2 separate regions of the Homo sapiens genome follow, and region 2 is linked to region 1. A link is a loop called in an ENCODE intact Hi-C map of the cell type or tissue named here. Cell type or tissue: chondrocyte. All regions are shown on one strand. Each heading gives the region's core, and the rest is flanking DNA. Links, peaks and the distances in the headings are about the cores only. Region 1 overlaps GLIS1 (GLIS family zinc finger 1). Region 2 overlaps GLIS1 (GLIS family zinc finger 1).

Region 1 (8,843 bases), core at 844-8,843:
AGCCCCATCTGGTCACCCCATCATGGGCACGATGGATCAGTATATAGACTTGAGGTCCCTTGGCTAAGGGTGAGCCTGGGCTGGGGTGCACCCAGTAACCCAAGCAAATCTTTGGCCAACAACCCTTGGCTGTCCCCAGACAGTCACCTCAGAACATCTTCCAGAGCCAGGATGGGAACAGGGTGAGGCCTTCAGGACACTGGATGATGACTGGGGCAGGCACCTGGGAAGGGCCCCTTCTCTCAGGGAAATCCCAAAGCTTGGCTCAGCCAAATGCTCATCTTCCCCAGGACAAAACAGACCCAGAGAGGGTGAGAGCCCTGCCCCACATCACACAGCAGCTGAGAGTCAGCCCTGAGGGCTTTTCTGCCCTCCTAAGACAGCAGGGCCAGGCCCAGGCTTGGAGAAGGCAAGCCCAGCCTCGAGATGGGCTCTTGGCTCCCTGACCCAGCAGCTGTTTTCCATGTAAATTAAGTTTCTGGCAAAAGAGAGCCAAGGCATGTTCTTGTAGACCGCAATGTCGATCGGATTAGGAGCAGCAGGAGAGGAGAATTAAGGAAGAAAAGCATTTCTAATTTTCTCTGAAACGCGGCAGGGCTGCCAAGGACTTGTCATAATACAAGGGTCGCTTTACCCAGAAAGATACATCATCCCTGATGGCTCTTAATGGATGCTTATTGTTGGGAAGTTTGCAGATCTGTGGCCCCAAGTCCCCGGGGGCTCAGTGCGAGCCAAGCATGGGGCCTGGGAAAGCCAGGACAGGATTCTGGTCCTCAGGCACTGGTCCGCTTGGGACAGAAGCCTCCCTGGTGTGGAGCTCCAGTCTGCTAGAGCCTGGGCCATTCCCTGTCCCCACTCAGGCCCTCAACCTGAGAGCAGTGAACGGAGCTCAGGCCCTGGAAGCAGACAGGTCTGGGATGGACCCTGGCTCTGGCACTTCTGGGGTGCATGATGCTGGGCTGGTTTGTTAACTCTCTGAGCCTTAGTTTCTCCATCTCTAAAATGAGTGTTTCATGACTCTAATCCCCACATTTTGGGAGGCCAAGGTGGAAGGATTACTTGAAGTCAGGAGTTTGAAACCAGCCTGGACAACAAAGTGAAACCTCTATCTCTACAAAAAAAATATATTAAAAAAAAGCCAGGAGCAGTAAGCATGCCTGTAGTCCCAGCTACTCAGGAGGCTGAGGCAGGAGGATCACTTGAGCCCAGGAGTTGGAGGCTGCCATGAGCCATGATCGTGCCACTGTATTCCAGCCTGGGTGACAGAGTGAGACTTTGTTTCTAAAAATAAAATAAAATGGGAATTACAGTGCCCACACCTACGGTTGTAGTTTCTTTTTCTTTTCTTTTCTTTCTTTTTTTTTTTTTTTTTTTGAGACAGGGTCTTGCTCTGTCACTCAGGCTGGTGTGCAGTCCAACTCCTGGGCTCAAATGATCCTCCCACCTCAGCCTTCCGAGTAGCTGGCGAGCTAGGGCTATAGTGAAGCCTAAATGAGATACAGGATATGAAGCCCCAGGTACAGTGCCTGAGCCTCAGAGGCACCTGGGCTAAAGCACATCCCCTCCCTCCTCAGGGAACATGGAGGTGGTGTTTCACCAGAAAGCTCATGGCGCAGGATTTGACCACGTCCCTCTCTGCTCCACAGCTTCCAATGCTCCCCACTGCCTGCAGGCTGGAGACCAACTTCCCAAGCCTGGCGGTCCCCTCCCATCTTCTTTCCCACTGAGGCCCCTTGCTCCCAGCACCCCATCGCTGTCTCCCTATCCCAGGGCCTGAGGCAGCTGCTTCCTCCAGCCTGCAGGCCTCTGCTGTTTCATTCCTGGCAGTGTCCACAGTTCACAGAACAATGCTTGGAATACAGTAGGTGCTCTGTAAATCTGGTTGAACCAATAAATGCGATCTTCCCACTCTGTCCTCCTCTGTCATGCCAGTGTCCCTGAGTTGGCCCCTGGTGTTTCTTTCACTCCCACACCCTCCCTGGCGCTCAAGGACCCTCACTCCCTGGCCCTGGAGTTCCATGGGAGTGCAGGTGTGAGTTAACCCAGCCAGGTGGGCTCTGCCCCCAGCTGCAGTCCTGTCCCTCCTGCCATGGCCCAGTCCCCTCAGGAACTCACACACGGCTCGTCCAAAACAGCATCCCCAACCCATTTTCTACATGGCCCTCAGGGTTACCTCTCAAGGTGCCATGTCCCTGCTCTGCTTAAGACCTCTCGATGGCACCCACTGTGCCCTGGACATAGCCCTGCCCACACCACCTCTCCTCACTGCGCTGCTTGGCCGCTGATCCTGCACACACTGGGCTTCAGGCTTCAGCCCTCTCAGCGCCAGTCACTCTGGGGAGCGTTCTTCTGAATTCACCGGCCCAACTCTTAGTCCTTCCTCAAGACCAATGAACACATACACCAATTTCTGTTTTGAACTTTTAAATTTGTGCCAGGTACAGTTCTAAACCCTCAGCATAAACCGTCATTTACTCCTGACCGCAGCTGTCTAAAGCAAGTCCTTTTTTGTCCCCTCTGATGGCTGAGGAACCTGAAGCCCAAAGGCACGTACGTGCCTGGGTGCAGAGCCAGCGGAAGCAAGCCCCGCGGGCCCACTCCGCGCTCACACCCCTAAACACTGCACCCATGCCTGACGCCACTTCCTCCACAGACCTTCCTGCTCCCACCCAGAGGGGCTAAGGTCCCCTCATCTGTGCCCTGACTTTTCTCTGCACATCTCTCTCGCCATCTTAATGACATGAGGTAGAATCATCTCTTTGTGTCTGCTGTCGCCTGCCAGGACACTGAAAGCGGGGACGTGCTTTTTCATTTCTGCATCTTCCGTGCCCAGCACAAGGCTGGACATCATGTGTTTACCACACAAGCCGCGGGAGGTGCACAGATGCATGGGGCGAGGAGCTGGTGGGCAGTCTGTGGGTGGTAAAGGGCCAGCTGGGGGTGTGGAAGGAAGGGCTGCGGGTCAGCAGAGACACTAAGGGCAGGTGGGAAGTGGACGGACGGACGAACGGACGAACGGATGGACGAACAGTGGCATACAGGGCGAGTGGGTGGGCAGATGCATGTGTTGAGGGTGGGCACCTGGCCTGATGCGGTGCAGGCGGCTGCGAGGTGGGAGGAGGCCAGATGAGGAGGGCTGGCTTACCTTCTTACGCACCTGCTGCTCTTTGGCTGAATGGGCCTTGACGTGCTTGCGGAGGGAGCTGGGGTCTGTGTAGCGCTTGGAGCAGCCAGGGATCTGACAGGCGTACGGCTTCTGTAACATGGGGGGCACGGGTGGGGTGAGTGAGGCCCATCCCTACGGGACACGCGCCTCCGCGTGACCTGCTGTGGGGAGGTGACCAGGCGAGAGGCTGGCTGCAGGCCAAGAGTACTCTGCCTCAGCCAGCCCGGCCCAGCTGTGGGGAAGGTGCCTGGCCTGGGAGCGGAGCAAGGGGTTTGTGTCTTCATTCCACCACCATCCTGGGACCTCAGGTCAGTTGCCTCTCCTCTCTGAGTCTCACCTTTCTTCTCTGAAAAATGGGGCCATCTGAGGTCTAAGGGTTCTTCCAGGTCAGACCCTGGCTCTGAGCCAAGTCCACCCTTTGGACCCCACAGCTGCAAGTAAGCATTGAGCAGACAGGGAGTGCAGTCAGACAGCTGCTCTGCAGATGGGGAGGAGGAGAGGGGAAGGGGGCACCCACACAGGGCCAGGCTAGGCGGCACTGACCGCACCTTGCAGGTAGGTGCAGAGGCACCGGACTGCTCTTGGGGCCACAAGAAACCAGGTCCTCCTGCCAATAGCTGTGAGAGGCTGGAAGCACGGCTGGATCTGAGAACACAGGGCTGGGGAGGCTGGGGAGGCTGGGGAGTCTGGCGGGGCTGGGGGCTGTGCCCTGTGCATGGGGAGTGGACAAGTCTCTTCCCCTCAGGCCCCCATGGCTCACCCAGAATATAAGAAGTGGACCCCAAATCCATCCCCACTGCCCCTCCTGAATTCCTGCCCAGGCCCCACCCTGCCCTCCAGGCCTCAGGCTCCCCACACACAGCCAGAGGGGAAGGTCTTTCTCACAGACCCGCTCTTGCCTTTGAAACCCCTTGGTGGCTCCCTGGTGCCCTACAGGCCATCTCCCGGCACCGCAGGCCCTACACCTCCCACCACGAGCACCTCCTCAGCTCTCCCGCAGCCACGTCACCTCCTCTCCAAGCTCTCCTCGCATCCTCCACCTCCTCCCCGGGCCAGAACATCCCCCTAAGCGCTGTCCAGCCTATGTGCTGGGTTTGCTCAGTGTCCCTCTTCTCAGCCAGGGAGCGACTTGTCTGATTCATCCTAGGTCTGAGTGACCCAGGGCAGGGGACTCGTGGCTCTAATTGAATCCCAATCTCTCCCAAGGCTTCCACAGGACCCTGCTTGAGGACTCTGGCCGCTGCTGGGGCTTGAAGCTTACAAGGCTTCCCTTTGCGGACACGTCTAGTGCTTCCGCTCTCTTAGAAGCCTCTGCCCTGCTGGGACTGCAGGGGACAGGAGAAGGATTGGAGGAAATGACACCTCTCAGAGTGAGTGCCAGGGACTGCCATGTCCTGCCAGACACACCCACGTGGAACTGCCCCCAGGACCTCAAGGCAGCTTTGCCCCTGCTGGACTAAGGAGAGGCCAGGCCAACCTCAGACCCAGGGAGAGGTACCCATGGCCCTGGGACCTCATGAGGAGGGGAAGCAGAAAGAGACGACCATACCTTGGTGCTGCCATGGAGAGTTGCCAGATTAAAGAAACGGAGGAGAGCAAAAAGAGAGAGACAGCAGTGAGAAGCTTGCCGGGGTTGGCCTGGGAGGGAGAGCGGAGGCCTGCCGCGGATGGCCCCTGCTGCCCCCAGCCCACCGCACCCCAGAGGTAGGCTCCCTCTCTCACACACCATACACACACACACACACACACACACACAAAACCACCACCACCACACACACACACCACACCATACACACCCACGCACGGCACACACACGTGCGTTCACATGTGCCCAGGCACACACACGGCCCTGCCCTGTCCCTGAGCCGGCCCCAGGACTGTCCCTTGGGGATGCTGATACAAATCCACTCGCTTTCGTCTAAAAGCAAACAAGCTGGCTCTGTGTCTGCCGGCACATTCGCCTGGAAACGGGCGGCAAGGCCCATCTCTGTGTTTGTTTTTCCAGGGCCTGACATGTGTAGAACATTCCTCAGGCCCCATTCCCCGTGAGCCTGTGGGAAACCCTGTGGCCGTCCCCAGCCAGCAGCCAAGCTCCGCCTGGAATGGCCATGTGGGCTGCAGCGCCGGGCGGCCTCCCTCTGTCTGTAATGAGGACGCTCCGGGTGAGTCTGCCGTGCGGAGCCCCTGCCCGTCTGCACTTGGAGGCCAGCTCTGCTGGGAGCGCTCCCCTGTGCAGGCCCCGTGCTGAGCACCAGCCATCCGCCATCTCCCTGAGCCCACACCCACCCCATGAGACTCATCCTGCTTTGCAGAAGAAGAAACTGAGACCTACATTTTGCCCAAGATCCCACAGCGGGGAGAGGGAGGGAGCGTGTGCAGGCCTCTGCTAGAATGCCTCCTCTGCTCGGTGGCCTCGAATGGTCCAGTGAAGTGGGCAGGGGAGAGAGAATCATCCCAGTGGGGAAGCTGAGGCCCCATGCAGGACAGCGGCTTATTCGAGTCCGCTCAGGGGATCTGTGCACTCAGGACTCGAGCCCCACACTGAGAGCCTGGGACACGGCAGGATGTGGTCAGTGCCCAATCAGTAAGAGGACAGGCAGGGGAAGGCCGCCCAGTCCATGTGCGGGGCCTCACACCTGCTGCCTCAGCTGACCTCCCTCGCTCTCTGAAGCAGGGGTTTTACCTCTCAGGAGGCCCAGGGAGGCCAGGGGCTTTCCTCAGACCTCCAGGACCAGGAGGCATGGCCACGGTCAGAACCCTGGCCTGGTCCTCTCCAGTCTGTTCTGAGAAACTTTCCCGCCCATGGAGAGAATCCCACATTCTCCAATGCCAGAGGTGAGCTAGGGACATGGCTGGTCCCCTCTGGAAAGCAAGGCCCTGCCCTGTGAGGGGCCTGACCCGAGGGGCCTCTGGGGGCAGGTGCTGGGACAGCAAACTAGCAACACAGAGCTGCCTGCGGTGTTTATGTGGGGAGCTGGATCCGAGTGGGGTGCTGGGCTTGGCGGCTGCACTTCCCAGGCTTCCAGGGGACCTCTTGGGGAGACGAAGGCCTGAGATAAGCCTGCAGGCTCATTCTGGGCCTGGCCTGACCTAGACCTTGGGGTTCTGTTCACACACCAAGTGGGGGCCAGAGGCCTGTTGCTTTGGGGCTGGGTCCAGGAAATGCAGTAAGGAGGGAGGGAGGAAGAAGGAGGGTCAGGGAAGGTGGCCCGAGAGGCACGGGAGGGTAGGGAGAGGGTGCAGGGAGGCCTGGCACTGTCAGCGCTGGCTTGTGGCCTCTGGGAGACATAACTGGGGGTGCTGGGGCACAGAGCGTGCCTCTCAGGACCTGGGCCAGGGTGCCACGGGCCCCTTGGGCTGAAAAGGTGACAAAGGCAGGGAGATCTGCTAGCACCCACTCCTCACTTCATGTCCGTAGCACAGCCTGTGACAATGAAGCTGAGAAGGGGAGGACTGTTGGGTTCAGGTTGGGGATGGGGCCCTTCCTTGCCACCCTCACCCCTCTGCTCTGCTGCATCCCCCAAGATGCCTGCCACATCAGCTCTTCCAGCAGAGAGCACTGGACTTGGAGTGGCCCAGCCCAGGTTTGCATCCCAGCTCTGCCACACACCTGCTGTGGACAGGGCAGATGACTCAGTCTCTTTGAGTCTCAATTTATGAAATGGGGATAATGGGCCCCATCTTGGTTGGTCACCAGGATGAAACTGGGGGCAGTGTGTGTGAGACTGTGGGGCCAGATATACAGAGTGTCCCCCCCAGGGCCTGGCCTGGCCCCAAGAACATTGCTTCCCTGCTGTTTTCTGGGCACTGAATCTTTTCTGGATCTCGGTTTTCCCGGCTCTAAGGTAAATGGCTGGCATCAGAGACCTGCAAGTGCCCTTTCAGCTCTGACCTCTGCTGTCTCATGGCCTCCAACTTACCCTGGAGGGGTCAGCTGCCCTCCTGGGCCCCTGTTTCCTCCTCATCTGTGAACTGGACGGGCTGGGGGGCAGCCACCCAAATCCCCCAGCCTCTGACCCACAGAGTTCCCCAAACACCTGCAGGAAGCATAGAGAAACCAGCCTGGGGCCCGGACATGGCTCTGCTGCAGACCCCAGTCTCCTGCAGCACATGGGGGCTGGGGTCCTCCTCAGGCACGTGCCCCTCACCCAGGGCCTAGTGTAAGGCCCTGGTCTGAGTCAGCTCTGCCACCGTCCAGCTGTGCGATGGTGAGCAGGCACTGGCCTCAGGTGTCCCACTTCCCTAATCTGTCAAATGGCTTCGTGACTGCCCCTGCCCAGAGCACAGGGTCTGTATGAGATCCTGAGGGGTGAAGTTTTAGAAAGCGCTCTATTAACGGCACATGGAGGGCTGCCTGGGCAGACATTGGAATAAAGCTGCTGTTACCTATGCCTGGTGCAAACAAGGGAAGGAAGGTGGGAAGGGAGCCAGTATCTGGAGGCCTGGGTCACCTGCAGGAGCCTGGAGTCTTAGGCACTGCCCACCTCCGCTCCTCACCTGCAGGGCTCAACGGACAAAAGACCACCCTGGAGAGCCTCTGACCTGTGTCTACGGAGGGGGCAGGAAGAGCAGGGAGCAATCTGCTCTGGCGTGGCTGACAGGTTCTGGGGAGGGGACACAGGAAGGCGAATGTGCTCTCTCCATGAGGCTGTGCACGGCTCTGGTGCCCAGGCTGGTACCCACAGGCCAAAGCATTGCTTCTTAACTGGGGCAGGTTTGCCTCCCCTCACCCCCGGGGACATTTGGCATCAGAGAGTTTTGGTTGTTGCGACTGGGAGTGGGAACATTGCCTCCTATCTAGTGGAGAGAGGCCAGGGATAACTGCTAAACATTCTAGAATGCAGAGGACACCATCCGACCCACTGCCCTGCCAAGCATCTCCTGCCCCAAACATCGGTGGGGCTACAGGGTAAGGCAGGGGCTCTGCACTGAATGAGTGGCAGGTGTGTGGCCATCCTCCACCCCGCCCTGGGCCTCTGCCTGTTGGGCCTACCGTGTCTAGGTGGGTGCGCTGGTGCTTGGCGCGGTCGCTGGAGTTGCTGAAGGCCTTCTGGCAACCCGGGTGCTGGCACAGGTACGGCTTCTCGCCCGTGTGGCTCCTCAGGTGGATCTTGAGGTTCTCCAGCCGTGAGAAGGCCTTGCTGCAGCCTTCAAACTGCAGGAGAGGCTGGTGAGGGGAACTCCCAGCCCGGTGGGCACCCCAACCCTGCATGGAAACTAACCCCCCAGGCCTGCCTGGCCCCAGCACCCCTGCCCCTCCCATCCTGCTGGAGCCTCTGAGAGCTCTGGATCAGCTCCCCATGAAGTGCTCAGGGCCCAGGCCTTATCTGGAAAGGCCTGGTGAGTCCAGAAAAATAGCACCCTGACTTAGAAATAGGGCGTGAGGGCTGGAGAAGAAAGTGGCCTTTCCAGTTCTGGACCCGAAAGGCTCCCCTCCCCAGGGCCATCTGGAAACGAGGCACTTGCCCTGACCACAGCACAGCCCCGAATCAGGGCAGGGGTGTGTCCCAGCACAGAGAGCTGAAATAGGGAAGGACCCACAGCCTGGATCTGAACTGGGCTCTGTCCCAGAGAGGCTTTGGGCAGTGCTCTTGACCCCTCTGCGCCTTGTTTCCTTGTTTTCAAGCTTGAGACTGTGTGGCCACCACTCAAGGCTGACATGAGGGCCCCAGGGGGT
Region 2 (8,949 bases), core at 334-8,333, 160 kb after region 1:
TCCCACTTCATCTCCCTCCACTACCTCCAGGCCACCCTGGACCTCTGATGGGAGGGGGAAGGGGCCCACTACGAGGGGGAACGGGCAGGAGAGAGGGAGGTGGCAGCCACAAATGCCCCCAGCAGCAGCTGCGTGACTGTGGGAGCTGGGCCTGCAATTAAAATAAACCCCAAAACAGCCTTAAAATAACTACAAGGCATTTCAAGAAGATTGTATTGTTGAATTTACTGTTTGTTTACTGAGACAATCCGAGTTGGGTTTCAGATGAAAGTAGGAGGGAGACCAGATGTGAGGCTGAACGTCTGACCTGAAGCATCTGCTGCTCCAGGAGGAACCCAGGAAAAAGGGCCAGCCCAGAGTGAGGCAGTGAAGACTCAGAGACTCAGACCCCTGCCCAAACCACAGGCTGCCTGGCCCCTCCTGTTCGGGCCCCAGAAAGCCACTTGCCCCATTTACACAGAGCCCAGGGAGGGCTACTGACAGCCACTGTGTCCCAGAGAGAAGTCTGAGCCACAGAACCACAGAGATGAGAGCTCAAAGTCAGCCATGCCTCCTGGACGGGCCCCTTGGCTGCTCTGAGCATGCTTCCTTGGGACAGCAATCACTCCTGCCTTCTGGCGCTGCCGGGAGGAGGGCCTGGGGAGGGCTGGAAAGCCCCTGTAGCATGCTGACACACGGTGGACAATGCTGGCCCAACTTTTTGACTTCTCTCTCCAGCTCGTTGGTCCTTTCTTGTAAAGAGGATACTTAGAGCTGAAAACCAACAGCTCCTACCCACACCTGAGGCAGCCTGACCTTGGAAAGGCCACCCCATGTTCCTGTGGCACCCAGGGTGCCCCCAAATATGGAAGCAGTAATGGAGACCCCTGTTTCCTTACCACCCCATCCAGGCCACATGTCTTTGAACTCCTCAAGGTCAGGTGCCAGGTCGAATTCTCCAGATCCCCAGTCCCCAGCCCAAATGTCTGCTGAATGAAGGAGGGAGAAGGCAGGGAGGGAGGCAGGTCTCCACTCACAGGAGATTCTAAAGGACCTAGATTGTCTCAGCCACTAACAGCTTAAAAAAAAAAAATTCAGATCAAATACGGCATTTGTCCTTAACGTCTTCATAAGGAAAGGCAAGGAGGGAGACTTCCATCACATAAGCCTCATAGATAGGAACACGGAGGCCCAAAACGATTAAGAAAATGTACTTCCCTGTCCACAAACCCCTGCTTTTTGGCAGGAAGTAGAGACTATGATCTATGCCACGAGTGTGGTGCCCACCACTCAGTGGCACCAGTACTGGGGTGGAAGGGGACAGCCACAGACCTCTGCTCCTGACAGAGCTGTGTCACCATGGGCAAGATACTTAACCTCTCTGAGCCTCTTCCTCCTCTTGCAAAAGATGAATAATAAAGCCCCTCACCTTGACAACATTAAATAACAGAAGGGAAAGTGTTCTGTGAACTGTAGACCACATGGAAATGTGATCCTCAGAAGATGTGATAGTCATCCTGTTAATATCAGAGAAGGTTTTAAAACTCACGTGGCCAGAAAACAAATCCTATTTGGGGGAATAGGTGTGATGCTCCTACTATCTGCTGAATGAATGAATGAATGAAAGACACTCCAAAACCAAAGCCATTCAGGTCATCTGAGTTTATTCTAAGACTGATTCTCCCTACTAAGCAGCAGGAATAAAATATCAGATCTAATCCCACAGCTGTCTAAATGAGCAGGGTGAGACGTATCTGAAGATGCAGAATTGACTGTGGACAAGAGCTTTACCCTTCACTGTGCCCAAGGTGAACTTCTCCACAAGACGGCACACATGTGGCCACTGCCCAACACATCTACCCTGAGCAGACGCTGGCCAGATGATCTCAACCCTGGACACAGCTGGGTCAATGTTTCCAGGGCCTTCAGCCTGACTGCGCTGATACTATCTGCCAGGGTCAGAGAGAGGATGCAGGCCCCTCTTCTCGGCCTTGGGTCCACACAAGCCTCTGAAATTAAGTTAAAGAGGAAAACTCCAGCACTCCTCCACTGCTCCGTGATCCACACTGGCAGCTTCTTTTCTGAGTTCGTGGCTGCGTGAAGACGCATGCCCAGCTGTCAGTACCTAGGCTGGGTTATGAGTAGATGGCATGCTCTTCTCCAGGGCTGCTCATCAGAACCAGGGCTGCAGCCTGAGGTGGGCTGAGATGGGGCCAGCCACAGTTGTCCAACAAGGCAGAGTTTCAGGGCCTCATCATCTGCTGCCTGCATCTCTGCCACCGCCCCTCACTGGCCGCCCTGCTCCCAGGACAATGCCAAGTAGGGAGGGATATACTGGCTGGAGCCAGAAAGGGGCCTGGACCCAAGTCAGAGACAAGGGAGAATTCCTGTAAAACTGTGAGTAAAATGGGAGAAGTGGATGCCACCAGGCTGGACAGTCACAGGCAGCCAAGAAAGAGAGCATTCATATTCTCTCTGCTGACAAAGCAGGGGACTGGACTTCCTGCAGCTTCCACAGCTCCAGGATGGCTATTTCTTTTCAAGGACTACTAAGGAGAGGTAGGAAAAGGGCTTGAGCCCACCAGTGGTAACCACCCCACAAAGACTTGTGAAGCCCCCACTTTGCTCTAGGTGCGTGGGACACAGGAGGACCTACCCTTAGGGAGCAGATGGCTCAGAGCTGAGTGCATTCGAGGTTGCTGTGGGTGGGTGGAGCAACTGGGACTGAACCCCCTCTCTCCTCCCCCATCCTCTTCTTCTGTAGAGCCATCTGCACCCAGCCAGCAATACGTTCCTGCTCTCGGGGGCCTTCTTTGACTGCTTCCCCTCCCTTCCTGCTACACTCTGTGCTGAGTTTATACTACACTAACTTAAACCACTTTGTAGGCTACTTTGCAAGTGTTCTTAATCTTTCAACTAATTCGTTGGCTCTTAGAAAATAAAGGAAATTTGAAATTGCTGTGCTGCATGCAATAAACTCTTGGCATCTGGCCAGCGGGGGCCGTTCCAGGCAGAGTCCGCACCAGCCCTGCACAGATGCTTCCTGTTGTAAAGGTGAGGCACCCCTCTGCCTCTACACAGCCGCTCACCACCGGACTCCGACTCCAACTCCAGACCCGCTTGCAGCCATGCATTCTTCACTCCTTCAGCCATCCAGCAAGCAGCCGCTGACACAGCTGACACCTGGTGGCAGGTTGTGTGTTAGGCATGAAGGAGTGGGGGGATGAAAGGTGCATCAGGCACAGTCCCTGCATCCCTGCATCCCCGCGAGGAGCTCACATTCTGGTGGGGGAATGGCCCTCTCATTCTGTAGATGACTGAAGTAAGCTGAACATAATCAGAAGAGGGCCTTCCTCTGCAGGTTACCTCTCAATATGTGTCCCCATAAGGGATGCTGAGGCACAGGCAGATGGCAAGGGCCCTGGCAGAGACCCTAAGTGCTGGCGTTGCAAGTTGGCAGCACTTCGCTTATTAGAATACACCCACGTTCCTGTCTGAACTGATTCTTCAGGGGCAATAACGCAGAGCCAAGGGGCAGGCAAGGAGACAAAGGCTTAGGAGAGGCCCTTTCACCATTGGTTAATCTAGGAGGAGCTGCCTTTCATAACAAGTGTGCAGCAGTAGCTCATTCAATCAGACCAGAATAGGAAGGAAACTCGAAGATTATCTGAGACAACCCTGCCATTTTACCTACAGAGGGACTGTGGCCCCTAACTGTATGATGAGCTAAACAGATGTCCCTGCCTTGAGCTCAGCACCTAGTGAGGGGTCAGAGAGCAATCAAGGAACCATACAAATAATACACGATCAACTCTGTTAGAGGCACGAAGGGGGTATACATAGGAGAGGAATCAGGAAGTCTTCCCTGTAGAAGCAGCATGAACTGAGACATGAAGAATGAGGAAATAGTGAGCAAAGGCTGCAGCAAAGGAAGGGAGAGGATTCCAGGTCAAGGGAATGGTCTGTGCAAAGGCACTGAGGCAGAAGGTGGCACCGTGCTTTAGAAGGAAAGGAAAGAAGGCGAGTTCAGTCCTGGCATATGGAGTCTGGGGTCCCACTTCTGGCAGACACATTCCTGGCTCCCCAACCTGCACTGTGGATATACACCATGAACACCTCCTGAACATCTACCAATGGCCAGGTGCTCATCCAAGCGCTCACACTCAGTAACCCGCTAACGGGCATCCTCACACCGCGTGAATGTGATTATAACCGCAGGCAGGCAGTCCCCAGAGCCTGAGCCCCCCCAACCAAAGGCCTCCTAACTTGTGGAGCACAATGACCATGAGCAGAGACTATGATGTCAAAGCCTGGGTTCAAGCTCCAGCCCTGCTTCTGATTATCTGCATGACCCTGAGTGAGTTACTCTATCTCTGCAGGCCTCATCTGTGAAATGGGGAGAATGAGGGCACCACCTACCTCAGAGAGTTCTCACGTGGATCACACGAGATCATCCACATAAATCAGCACTGTGTCTGGCACACAGCATGCATCAAGGACGTTAGCAGGTACTAGCCTTAGCTCTTCTGTTTCTAGCCCTAGCAGAAGACCTGGCACGGGCAGGCATGTGGAATGAAAGAATGACCGAGGTGCCCGGTAAATGCTTGTCAGGAATGGAGTGTCACAGCACTGAATTGGGTACCCTGGGGAGGTACTGAGCAGCTGTCAAGAGAGACCCTCAAGCACACAGTGGGTGGTCACTTGCTGGGGATGCTGCAGAAGGGATTTGTGCATTGGGAGGATGTGGACTAGAAGGATGAGGGCTTTGTACAGTCCTTGCCAGGCTTGAGACTCAGGGACTCTCCTGACCCACCCCGCCTGCCAGAGCTCGGACAATTTTATGGAGCTCAGTTTCTTAATCACCTTGTTCTGCTGGGGCTTAGAGTGGAATCTTTTCCCCAAATTGGACATTTATGGGGCTGGAGTAGAGATGGAGAGCAGGATGGATGAAGTGTCCACATTCCAGCTGGGAGGTTAAGGGCTTTTGTGTTCCTTCCTTCTAAACTCCAAAGTTCCCAGCCAGGCCTGGGGGTGTCCATGTCTCCCTCAGATGGGCAGGGCATTCCTGGGTCCATGTCCTCCCCACCCCCAAGATCTCTGCAGTCCAGCTCCTCCTACCCTCTCTGGAGGGAGCCAGGCTGCTAGAACCTCAGGGCCTCCCCAGAACTCAACACAGGGCTGGCACCCAGAAGGTGTTGTGTATTTATGGAATGTGTGAACCAAATTCAGCCGATTTTCCTAACCCTGGGAAAGCGTGGGAAAGCCTAGAAGCCTCTAGGGGTCTCCCTGCTCCCTCTGACTCCTGGGCTTTTTGTGGTCAGGACCAGCCTGGGGCCCTTAAGATGGTTCATGGGGACCACTGCAGGTGAGCCTCACTTCACACTGTGAGGTGAAGCAACAAGTAGAGGTCAAAGCCACCAGGGTGGGTGGCTGTTCAGAGAATCTTGCTCTCGCCAAAGAAATGGAGGGCCCTCCAGTACCTCCTGAAGCACAGTTTGGTTTCTGTCACTACCTCAAATCAAGAACTCACTAGTGCCCACAGGGTCACATCCAGGCTCTTCAGCCTGGCACTCATTCCCTTCTTCCCTGCCATGAATCTCCTTCATACAGCTCCCACACCAGCCTGGTGGGCCACCTGCCTCTCCTCTCCTCCTGGCCAGCAGGCTCCCAGCACCCCTACCCCATGACCACCTCTCAGCAGAAGTCCTGGGCCTGCTTTAGGGCAGGCAAGTGGAGCCTGGCTTGCTGTGTGGCTTCAGGGAATTGGCTCTGCCCAGATCAGTGAATCCACTCTGCCCAGCCCTGAGCTGGAAACAGAGGACACAGAGAGTCATGCTGCCATCAAGAGACTCACGGGAGGGGAGATAAGCCAGAGCTCTGAGGCTGTGGGGACCCAGAGGAGACACCTGACCTGGGGTGGAAGTCAGGGAAGGTTTCCTGGAGGAGATGCTGGCAGAGTTCTGGGAGGGACACAGAAGAAAGAAGAGGGTGGGGAGGCATTTCCCCCAGCAAAAAGGCCATGAGCAAGCAGGTAAAGGTGAAAGACAGCAAGACGGGTGTCCTGGCTGACCTCTGCCAATGCCCAGCTCACAGGAGCACTCCCCATCCAGAGGCCACAGAGAAGGAGACTAGACAGCATGCAGCTGACCCTACATGCTGCCACACACCCCTGCACCTTCACTCCCTTTGGAGCCCGCGGACATACCATTCCTTGTGGCCGCCCCGCCGCGGAGGACCGCGTCCCCAGAGCGCCGTGGTGTCTGCGCTGCCGGGCGCGATCTGTTATTATCCCCCGTCAGCGCTGCCGGCCTGTGTACATTCCTCCGTAATGAGTCTGACCTCCTCGGCAATGTTTAATCAGAGCCTAATCGACCCTGGCTTTGATCTGCTGCATTTTCTGCAAAAACCCTGGTACCTGATTTTTACAATCTGATTAGCAGGCTGACTCTCCGAAGCCAAAATTACCCTGAGTTGCAGAGATCCCTGCTGAGTTCTTTGTGTTTTTTCCCCTCTCTTCCAACAAGTTATTTCCTGAGACAACTGTCACTTCCCTCCTTGCCTGTGACTGTCTCCCTCACCCTCAGCTTTCACATCCAGTCAGTTGTCAGGTCTCAAATAGTGGGTCCTAACCCATCCCCTCCTCTCCCCAGCGGCTTCAGCGCTGGCCACCGCTACCACGGTCTGAGGCTCCTGCCCCTGACTGGCCCTTCAATCTGTCCTCCATCCCGCAGCCAGATCTGCTGGGAGCCGCTGCCACTGTGCTGAGCCATCTGGCCTCAGGAACTGCTCCCTGCTGAGCCCTCCAGCCAGCCTGTGGCCAGCCCCACCTCAGATTCTCCCCACTCCCTCTCATGCATGGGTTCCGTCAGAAACCTGCCCTCCCCCTCTGCCCCTGCCCTTCATCTAGTTTCATCTCCCTGTCATCCACCAGGCTGCTCACTGGCCCCTCTCCACTCCCGCAGCCATGATCCCAGCTGCCCACCTATGGCCATTGTTCCTTCCATCTCTCCCACCAGACTGCAAAGCCCCTTTAGGAGGTTCTCTCTCATGCTCCACTGTTTCCCCACGGAGCGGAGCTATGACTGCCCTGAAGCTGGGTACTCAGTAAATGAGGGAGGAAGGAAGGAAGGAAGGAAGATTCCCTTGCAGCCCATTCTGGAGGCCACGCACTGCCAAGTCAGACCGTGGCCCCTTGTTATCTTTCAGCTCCACACGGCACAATTCTCCCCTCCGGCTCAGCCTACTCCACTTTCCACCAGCCCCCTAGCCTCTCTGATGGAGGACATTGCTTTGTTCTCATCCGCAGTGCTTTCTCCCTCCAAAGTGGGAAAGAAGGTTAGGAAAGAGAGCAGAGGTCCTTGTGAGCACAGGAGAATGGTCCTTGCTTGGTTGGTGGCAGACCCTGAGCTGGACCCTGGAGGCACAGATGAATCAGATCCTCTCCCTCTCCTTGGGAAGCTCACAGACTGTGGGGGGAGGCAGCGAGGGAAGCAGATAAACTGGAATGCAGGGAAAACAGTGCTCATCTCTGGCCAGGGGAACTGACTCTGCTTGAAAGATACAGGAAGGAGTCCAAGAGGGAGCATCTGAGCTGGGTTTAAGAGAGAAATAGGAGCTCTCCAGCCAAGAAAAGAGTGACCATGCAAAGGCACAGAAGCATGAGAACGTGTGACGGGTTCAGAGGATGGGAAATGTTCCAGGTGGCCTGAACGGTGGCGGGGGTGGGGCAATAAGTTTGCTGTGGCCAGATCACCAAGGGCCTTGTCCACCATGCTAGGGAGATGGGACTGTGGCCTGCAGGATCACCGTGTCCATCACCTAACTGAACTTCCTGACAGTGTTGAGCCCTTTCTTTGCCCTGGTACACAGTGGATTCCAGAGCTGTGTATAGGAGGCTCCCAAGAGCTACTCCACTGCCAGTGAGGCCACTGAGGCTCAGAGAGGCCAAGTAACTTCGACGAGGTCACACAGCCTCCGAGGGGCAGAGCATGGACTGGAACCCGGAATCTCCTGAAGTTAAGGAAAGGTTTTCCCAGGATGAGGCAAACGAGAGAATCACTGTGGGAGCAGAACCAGAGCCAGGCAGGAGAGCTGGACTTGGAAGGGGCCGCTTGCCTCTTGGGCAGAGGAGGACGGAAGTAGTCCCAGCTCCCAAGGCCCTTCATACCCTGCAAGGCACCACCCGCCCACCTGGGTCTCTCAGACATTTTTAGGGGGTGGGCAGTGGAAAGAAAGAAAGAGTCTCCTAAGGGATTCCCATGGAGTTCTTTCACTAATTATTTACTCCCAGTCATTCCAAGGACAACATCTATCACCCGGTCCAACCAGCCCGCCCCGCTTCACCAAGCCCGTGTCAGGCCTCGCACAGTTGAGCCCCCACAATAACTCCTCATGGAAGACCCGAGTACATCCCCGCTCTCCTGTGAGAGCCGAGGAGCTTCCTGAAGGGCCCCCTGCTGTCGGGTGGTTCTGTGCGTTCTCTTCCCCAAACCACAAGGTCTGCTTACATGCAATGGGTCCCCCCAGCTAGGAAGGGGCAGCACCAGGTCAGAGCCCCCGCCGCCCACCACCCAGCCAGGGTCTTCCCATAGCATCTAGCCACCTCCTTCACGAAGGGACGGACAGTGGGCAGGAGTTCTGGTTAACGGGGGTTCCAGTTAACCAGGTATCACAGGGTGTTCTCTGCCCCAGGCCCCCATGTCACCAGGGGACAGTGACAACTGCTCCCACTTGTGCAGGCTCCCAGGCACAGGTGCTTGACCTCCCCGCATCTCTCACCCCAACTCGGGGAGCTGGTGGCGTCCACCACATCATAGATGAGGAAGAGTCCTAGACGCAAGCGGGCCCGGCTGTGCCCCTAGCCCCACCTCAAGCCCGGAGGACCCAGCCTCTGGCCCTCCCTGGAGCCATCAAGATCACCGTGCTGTGCTGTCGAGGCTGAGGAACCGGGGCTGCCTTGCTGGAGGCCAG

Evidence for each region. Peaks named below come from ENCODE experiments on the same cell type or tissue, not always from the same donor. Only the 100,000 strongest peaks of a DNase experiment are listed, where the experiment ranks them.
Region 2: it touches region 1 in a loop (2.0-fold over the local background); 2 of 110 quality-filtered maps call a loop at or near these places.

The regions. Positions count from the first base shown.
Region 1 is chr1:53,521,632-53,530,474 of GRCh38, forward strand. GLIS1 (GLIS family zinc finger 1) reads right to left here. Exons shown (of 11, transcript NM_001367484.1): 5 at 8,160-8,321; 6 at 3,146-3,256. Among named protein-coding and RNA genes, the nearest start is that of DMRTB1, 67 kb to the left of the region's middle. RefSeq lists enhancers at 4,969-5,472, 5,977-6,480. In chondrocyte, for the core only: no CTCF peak of the experiment used is centred there; a DNase peak (open chromatin) is centred at 5,260.
Region 2 is chr1:53,679,128-53,688,076 of GRCh38, forward strand. All of the region lies in intron 2 of GLIS1 (GLIS family zinc finger 1), which reads right to left. Among named protein-coding and RNA genes, the nearest start is that of GLIS1, 56 kb to the right of the region's middle. RefSeq lists enhancers at 5,604-6,433, 6,434-7,262. In chondrocyte, for the core only: CTCF peaks have their summits at 3,162 (motif pointing left), 3,368, 5,271 and 5,470; no DNase peak of the experiment used is centred there.